Regions from separate parts of the Homo sapiens genome. Here region 1 is linked to region 2. The links are chromatin contacts, found by Hi-C or POLR2A ChIA-PET in ENCODE. All regions are on one chromosome and are shown on one strand. The core of a region is the stretch at or near the end of the contact, and the rest is flanking DNA. Distances in the headings are between cores, read along the strand shown.

Region 1 (3,795 bases), core at 914-3,413, 37 kb before region 2:
TATAGACAGGGTTTTGCCATGTTGGCTAGGCTGGTCTCAAATTCTGGACCTCAGGTGATCTGCCCACCTCAGCCTCCCAAAGTGCTGGGATTACAGGTGTGAGCCACTGCGCCTGGCTGCTCTTACTTCTTGTGCCAACTCAACTCTGGAGTGGTCTTCCCCACTAATTTTCTGGTCCTTCCAAATTGAGCCCAAGTCACTGCTCCAGGTCCCTCCTCTCCTGCCTGGCTCCTACTGCTCCCTCCCATCTCTCCCTCCTCTGCAAGCTCATTGAGCTTATCTCTTGACTCACGCATTAGTGCTGTTGATTGGAAGCCAGCTGTACATTATTTTTGCCTCGCTCAAGGATCTCTGAGAAGGAACACTGGTCCTGCAATTGTTAGCCTTTGCTTTATCTTCATTCTTGTTTTTTCAGGTGCAGTGAGGCCTTGGGAAACAGCCTGCTTAGCCCAGAGGTAGAGGAGAGGGTTTCATCCATTCACTCATTCAGCAAATATTTATGGAGCACAAATGACATGCTTGGCATAGAGGCATATATCATTCCTTCCCAACGGGAGCTCTGTCTTCTTGAGATGACACTGCAATACACATGAAGTTCTAACTTGGCACTCTGTGTGAAAGGGAGTTGTATAGGAATGAGCATGGTTTTGGAGGGAGCCTCGCTGGCATTGAATGCTGGCTCAGCCACTAACTGGTTGTGTGACCTTGGATGGTTAGCTTAACCTCTTAGAAACTCAGTTTCCTCATCTGTAAAATTGAGTGATGGCCTGCTCTTCCCAGAGTTGTTATTTTCTATTGCTCTTGGGCACCCACTTGGCTGGGTAGCCTAAGGATGGGTGGGTGGAGGTGGAGGGGTCAGGTCCCTCAACTTGCCACTGATGGGATCTTACTTTCTTCAGGCCTTGAGATCTCAGTGTGAAATAGCTGTCTCTGGGATAGGTGCTCAGTTTTCCAGCCTCTTCCCTTGCCATCCTCTCCAAGCGGTGTCTAGGGCTGATGCAGTAGTTCTCAACCTACTACAGTGTTTGTCTTCAGGGGACATTTGGTGTCCCGAGGTGTTTTTGATGATCACTACTGAAGAGGGGAGGGGAGTGCTACTGGCATCTGGTGGGTAGGGGGCAGGGATACTGCTAAACATTCTACAATGTGTAGGCAGCCTCCATCAGTGAAGAATTATCTGGTCCAAACGTCAATAGTGCTGAGGTGACCACAGAGTAGTAGATCTCATGACAGGGATCTTATTGCTGCAGTCCATGGAGCTGGTGCAGCTTCTCTCCCGTTTACCTGGCTCTCCACCTTAGCTCTCCCTAGCAATGCAGACCTTTTTGAATTTCAGCTTTGACCTGTAACTGACCTGTCTGGTAGAGTTGCCTCACCCCTTATCACCTTATCTCCTGGACTCTCCACTCCCCTTTGCTCCATAGGAACCAGTGTTGGTGAGGGACACTTACTCAGGACTCTTCCCTACCTGACTTACACTGGGCTGCCACTTCCACCCCGCTGTGCCTACCCTGTACTGGCAGGGTGACGCCCAGGACTGGAGTCACCTCCTGCAGTTCCCAATGAAGAGCAGAGTATCAAGATCCCTCACCTTCCAGCCTTCCCCCAATCCAGCTGAAGCCCGGCTCCACCCCGTACCAGGATTCCCATCCAGAGGTGGATGAGGGGGCAGGATTCAGGGTCCAACTGTCTGCTGCCATCCATCAGCCCATCCTTCATCGGCTCCATCTTCTTCCTCTTGGACCCGAGAGGCTTGCTTTGACTTCCCATCCTGCCTGGCTCGTATTCTTGTCCATCCAGAATGGCATTTCTTCTCCCTCTTCCCTGGAGCTATGGAATGTGTGCAGGGAATGTGACTAGGGCGTGGGATGAAAAAACACACCACTCATAGTTTCCAAATATTATTCCTGTTACACAGTCTACGTGGCATATATTCTCCCAGGCTTCCTAGCACAGGCGAGACCATGAGACCGTGGAGTGCCTTCGGTGAGAATTATCATTTCTCTCACTCTGGGAACACAGCAAAGGAAGTGATAGAGAGATAGGATGGCAGCTTCTCAACATATGTCTGTGAATGTATCATTCCTCAGTTTCTCCAGGAAACTCTTTCTTCACTTCCCTGAGTTAGGGCGGTGCCCCTGATGACGTCACGTGGGCCTTTCCAAGACTTTGAGCAGCAGCAGGTCAGGTCAGCACCTGTGCACTGTTTGCCTGGTTTATCTTGTTTTCTATGGGAAAAGCTGCAGCTGTTAACTCTTAATAAAGAGTTAACAGCAGTCACCTCATGACAGAGGTTGAGACTTTGGCCATGTGTTTTATTTAATAACAGTGCTCTACTCTGCTTCTGCCAAGCTATCTTTGGGAAACGTGTCTCAAGCATTGTGCTAATCTTACTGTGAACTCTTGAAATCTTAAAATAAGAAAAGATATACACATATATATCTCTTAAGAAAACATTATTTCATTACACTATAATTTTTGATTTCAGTAATTATGATTTGGCAAATTTATTTTTATCTTGCAAGTGGCAAAATGCAATTAAATGATATCAAGTGTAAAAGAGAAATAATGACGTTTTCTTTCCATAAATCATTTGAAAAAACTGTAGGACTTTATATTCTTTTAATAGTTTTTGCAATTTAAGCCTCGTGTTTATACCACTTTATGAAGGTGATTTTTTTAAAAGCATAAGTTTGTTTTACTATAAATTATAATTCTGTAAACATCAGAAATGCAAACTTGTGGACTTCTGTTCATGTTTATATGTCAACATACTTAAGTGCCAGCAGAAGTTCTGTGATCAATAAGACACAATTTATATGCATTATTTTGAAGCGTCCTTGGCTGGAAATGTTGGTTGGCAATATCCAAATTATGGCTGAATATGAACGATGATAATCAATAAGAAGGGTAACATCAATATGGCTGTGGTGGCAAGCTCTGTTTCAGCAGGGGAAGTAAAGCAGCTATTGATTTGAATGAAGCAGATAAACCTAACCATAATTTTAAGTAGACTGGTGGGTCCAACTGAGAGTTTTATGATGCTAAAATTAACCCTTGTGTTGCTAGGGGCATGTAATTGCTGCTAGCAGTCTTGTGTGATTTTGTGTAAAGTTTGCCCCTACAGTAAATTTAGACCCAATGAAATAGCTGAAGTATTTTGTTTGCATTTGGAGTTAACAAATAAAATATACCAGACTTTTATTCTGATATCTAGTAATGTCAATCAAGAAGATAAACCAATGCAATTTATTAAATATCTTGAATTTAGGTTGCGTTTTAATCTTAGGTCAATGATTTCCATCTCTGACTGCTATTACCTGGAGAACTTGAAAAACAAAACTAAGCAGCAGACCCATTGAATCAGTCTCTCTGGGTCCTGGGCATGGGTATTTTAAAAAATAAACGATGATTTTGATATGCATCAGGGATTAGAACTTCTGACAAATAATCTTGTGAAGGAAAGCTTTAAGTAGTTCAACTAGTTTGCAATCCAATTAGTTTCTATTATAGTTTAATTTTAGCTGAAGTACAGGTAGTCTTTTTTATTTTTTTTTAAAAAAAGCAATCTGTGTAAGATCAAAGGCGGGTGTAACTTAGATATCCTCAGGGTGTCTGTGGCATTCACAACAATGGGTGAGCCTCATGATGGTCACCTGGAAATATTTCAGTTGATCAATCCATCAAGATGGTGAGGATCTGTGTTCTCAGTGAGCCCTTTCCTCCTCATGAGGTTGGAGTCGCTTCTGAGGGATTCCCTGAAAGAGCTAAAAGACTGTGAGTATAAGGTATTAA
Region 2 (3,622 bases), core at 320-2,819:
AAAATGTCAGATTTTCAGACTAGGGATACTCGACCTGTACACACAAAAAAACCTTATTTTGATGTATGTATTCTTGCAGATCACCTCAAGTCTTTGGGAGAAGGTGCAGAATAAATAAATATAAATAACATTGAACCAACAGCAGTTTCTGAGTGTGGACTGAATTACCACAGGGTGTGCAAGGGGAGTGTGTCCACCGTTTTGTAGCTTAGCATGGTTTCTGGAACTTAGTTCATGTTCAACACATGTTAGTAGTAGTAGTAGCAGTAGTTGTTGTTATTAGTATTATTATTATAACTACATGAACCGGGCATTTTAAAATTTATTTCAATATTTAATTTAGAGAAGTACATGTATATATATTTTGGAGACAGAGTCTCACTGTATCTCGAGTCTGGAGTGCAGTGGCATGATCTCACTCAGCTCACTGCAACCTCCACCTCCCAGGTTCAAGCAATTCTCGTTCCTCAGCTACCCAAGTAGATGGGACTACACGCACCCACCACCACGCCTGGCTAATTTTTTTATTTTTAGTAGAGACAGGGTCTCACCATATTGGCCAGACTGGTCTCGAACTCCTGACCTCAAGTGATCTGCCCGCCTCAGCCTCCCAAAGTGTTAGGATTACAGGCGTGAGCCACTGTGCCCGGCCCTTGGCAAGGCTATGTTAAAACAAAGGATGTTATGGGTTACCTAATAACTTGACATAGTGTATTTTTTTGTTTTGTTTTGTTTTGTTTTTGTTTTTGTTTTTGTTTTGAGACTGAGTTTTACTCTTGTCGCCCAGGCTGGAGTGCAATGGTGTGATCTTGGCTCACTGCAACCTCTGCCTCCTGGGGCCAACCAATTCTCCTGCCTCAGCCTCCGAGTAGCTGGGATTACAGGTGTGCGCCACAACGGCCAGCTAATTTTTGTATTTTTAGTAGAGACGGGGTTACACCATATTGGCCAGGCTGGTCTCAAACTCCTGACCTCAGGTGATCCATCCGCCTTGGCTTCCCAGAGTGCTGGGATTACAGGCATGAACCACCGTGCCCAGCCCATAGTGGTAATTTCTTAATGCCTTTGTGGAACCAGCTCAGTGGTTGGGACACTTTTACAGGTGAGTGGGCTTTGAAGCATAAGGCTCTTCAGGGCAAGTCCCTTAGGAGCAGCCTTATAAAGACGTAAGGCAATGCTGACCTCTCTCGTGGCATGGGTCTCCCCTCTGGGCAGCAGCCCCTGCTGATGGCGGGGATAGTTCAGAAGGAATTTGGTGGCCGGGAACGTCCTCTGTGCTGAGCGCACCCTCTAGTCCTTTGCCATGCAGCTGTGGCGATTTGCGTAGCCTGTGCTATTTATAACTGCATATTTGCTCAGAAAGAACCATCTCATTTTCTGACTGCAGCTGCCCACACGGGTCTGGCCGCCGCTGGGGTTTTCCAGCAGGCCACCACGCCGCCACATCACTTGAGAGCATCTTCCGTGGGTTCTGCCTCGTTCTCCTGCCCTCATGACGTTCTGTGGTTTCACTTTGGCTCACTCATTCATCTCACAGCCATGCATTGAGCACCTACTATGGGCCAGACACTATCCAAGGCCCTCAGAAAACTGAGTGAGACACATGTGCTGCAAATCCCTCCCTCAAGTAGCTTGCAGGCTATGAGGAAGACTGATAGGCAATTTACTGTGCAGGTTCTTAGCCTTTGGTGTTAGTTTCTACCTTCTCTTCCTCTGTTTTCAAACCAGATCCTTGGCGGGAACCTGCCATGCCGCAAGCTTGTTTTTGTCTTTCCATTCACTGTCAAACTCTACCACGTGATTGCACCCACTCATTAAATGCCCTGCAGCCTGGCTTCCTGCCTAGATCACCAGTCACTCATACCGGCTACCCTCCCTTTACCCTCACGTTTCAGTTCTCTTTTGACTGTGAAGACCTAGTGTTGGACCCAGTGGAACACCTGTGTGTCTCCGCACGTGGCGCCCGCGCTGGCTAGCCTCACTCCTTTGCTCTGCTCCCTCTGACATGGGTTCTGTCACCTCCTCTTCCCTTGGGACCCAGGAGCCCTGACTTCAACCTGATCTTCCTTCTCTCCAGTTCCCAAACCCAGCCAGTCCCAGGCCGTCGTGTTCCCTCCCATCTCTGGAGGACTCATTTGGCAAGTGTCATGATTTACCTTGTGGTTTATCAAGGGGTACTGTTGATTGGTAGTTATTTTTGTCATCTCATAATTTGAGTTTTCATGCAGATTGTGAATGGTCCTTGTTCACAGAGCTAATAAGCAGTCCCTTCTGGCTGAATCTGCTGAGGACTGGCAATAGATATTTTCCCTTCTCTTTAGCTAGTTAGCTAGTGTGCCAGGCCTGGCCTGTGAGGCCATTCCTTCCCAGCTGTGCTGTGTAATGCAGGAGGCTGGCCCTTGTGGGCTATTTCTTAGGATCCGGTGTCAGCTGCTTTCTGGCTGGGTTTGGCCAATGGAAGGCACCAATGGGAACTGCATGGTGAGAAGAAGAGAGAAGCCACAATGTTTCTCCTTGCCCTTCCCTGTCTTGAATGGCATCTACAGCTCCAGCTCCTACCAATCAGGCCCCTGTGGTTCCAGCTTCTGCAGGGTGACCTGGCTTCTTCTGGCTTCTGGTAACACTGCTTCCTCCTTTGATCCTCCACTTTAGGGGCAGTATAGCTTCCTGTCCCTGCTCATCTCTGGGTTATGTCACCGTCTCCTAGTAACTGCTCAGCTTTGTTGTCTCCTGAGCAACCAAAATACTCAGAGTGGTTTCTGTTCCCTGGCTAGATTATGGCAGACATGGTTATTCCTGCCTTCTTCCCTTCCTTCCCTCTCTTCTTCCCTTGTTCCCTCCCTTTTTCCTTCCTTCCTTCCAATTAGTTATTTATTGCTGCATAACAAATTACTCTAAAACCTAGGCAATAAGCATTTAAGAGCTCACAGGTCCTGTAAGTAAGGAATCTGGGCACAGCCTAGCTGGGCACCTCTGGCTCAAGTTGTCTCATGCAGTCAAGCTGTTGGTAAGGGTTTTGGTCTTATCTGAAAGCATGACTTGTGAGGGGGCTTCATCCCCAAGATCACTTGCTTGGTGGTCCTCAGCCCCTTGCTATGTGGCCTCTCTGCAGGACACCCTTGTGATGTGGCAGCTAGCTTCCACCAAGGCAAGCGGTTATAGAAAGGGAGAAGGGGAGAGAAAGCCCGAGACAGAAACCACTGCCTTTTTATAGCCCAATCTTGGAAGTGGCATCTGATCTCTTTTTCTGTATTCTATTTGCTACAAGTGAAGTTAATAATAAGGCCAGCCCATATTCAAGAAGACACTACACAAGGGTATGAATACCAGGAGGTGTTGATAATTGGAGGTCATCTTAGAGACTTCTTGTCTTTCTTTCCTCCTTCTCAACCTACCTCCATCCCTTTCTTCTTCCTTCTGTTCCTTCCTTCTTCCCTCCCTCTCTTCCCTCCCTCCCACTCTTCCCTTTGTTCTTCTCTCCTTCCTCCATCCTTCCTATCCTCCTTCCCTCTCTCCCTCACTCCCCCTTCCTTCCCTTTCTTTCTTTTTTCCTTCCTTCCTCCCTTCCTCCCTCTCTTGCCTCCTTCCCTCCTTCCCTTCTTGCTCCCCTCTCTCCCTCCCT

Evidence for each region. Hi-C counts contacts between places; a loop is a spot of excess contacts on that map. ChIA-PET counts read pairs that join two places held with the same protein, here RNA polymerase II (POLR2A). Pooled maps may share reads with other maps.
Region 1: a loop to region 2 is called in a map of chondrocyte, with 2.4 times the contacts of the local background. The contact joins two enhancer-like sites. A Hi-C loop is called at or near these places in 4 of 168 maps with a recorded cell type or tissue (chondrocyte, endothelial cell of hepatic sinusoid, endothelial cell of umbilical vein and 1 more), 30 of 37 single-sample maps with no recorded cell type and 6 of 50 pooled maps. POLR2A ChIA-PET finds 5 or more read pairs at or near these places in 4 of 52 experiments (A673, B cell, H1 and 1 more).

The regions. Positions count from the first base shown.
Region 1 is chr7:26,004,264-26,008,058 of GRCh38, reverse strand. All of the region lies in intron 6 of LOC105375199 (a long non-coding RNA gene), which reads left to right. Among named protein-coding and RNA genes, the nearest start is that of MIR148A, 56 kb to the right of the region's middle. Within about 2 kb of position 2,163, at least 3 of the 41 ENCODE cell types and tissues checked have a DNase peak (open chromatin) inside an H3K27ac peak, as active enhancers do.
Region 2 is chr7:25,966,563-25,970,184 of GRCh38, reverse strand. The region is part of intron 6 of LOC105375199 (a long non-coding RNA gene); the gene reads left to right. Among named protein-coding and RNA genes, the nearest start is that of MIR148A, 18 kb to the right of the region's middle. RefSeq lists enhancers at 1,188-1,627, 2,078-2,137. Within about 2 kb of position 1,569, at least 5 of the 41 ENCODE cell types and tissues checked have a DNase peak (open chromatin) inside an H3K27ac peak, as active enhancers do.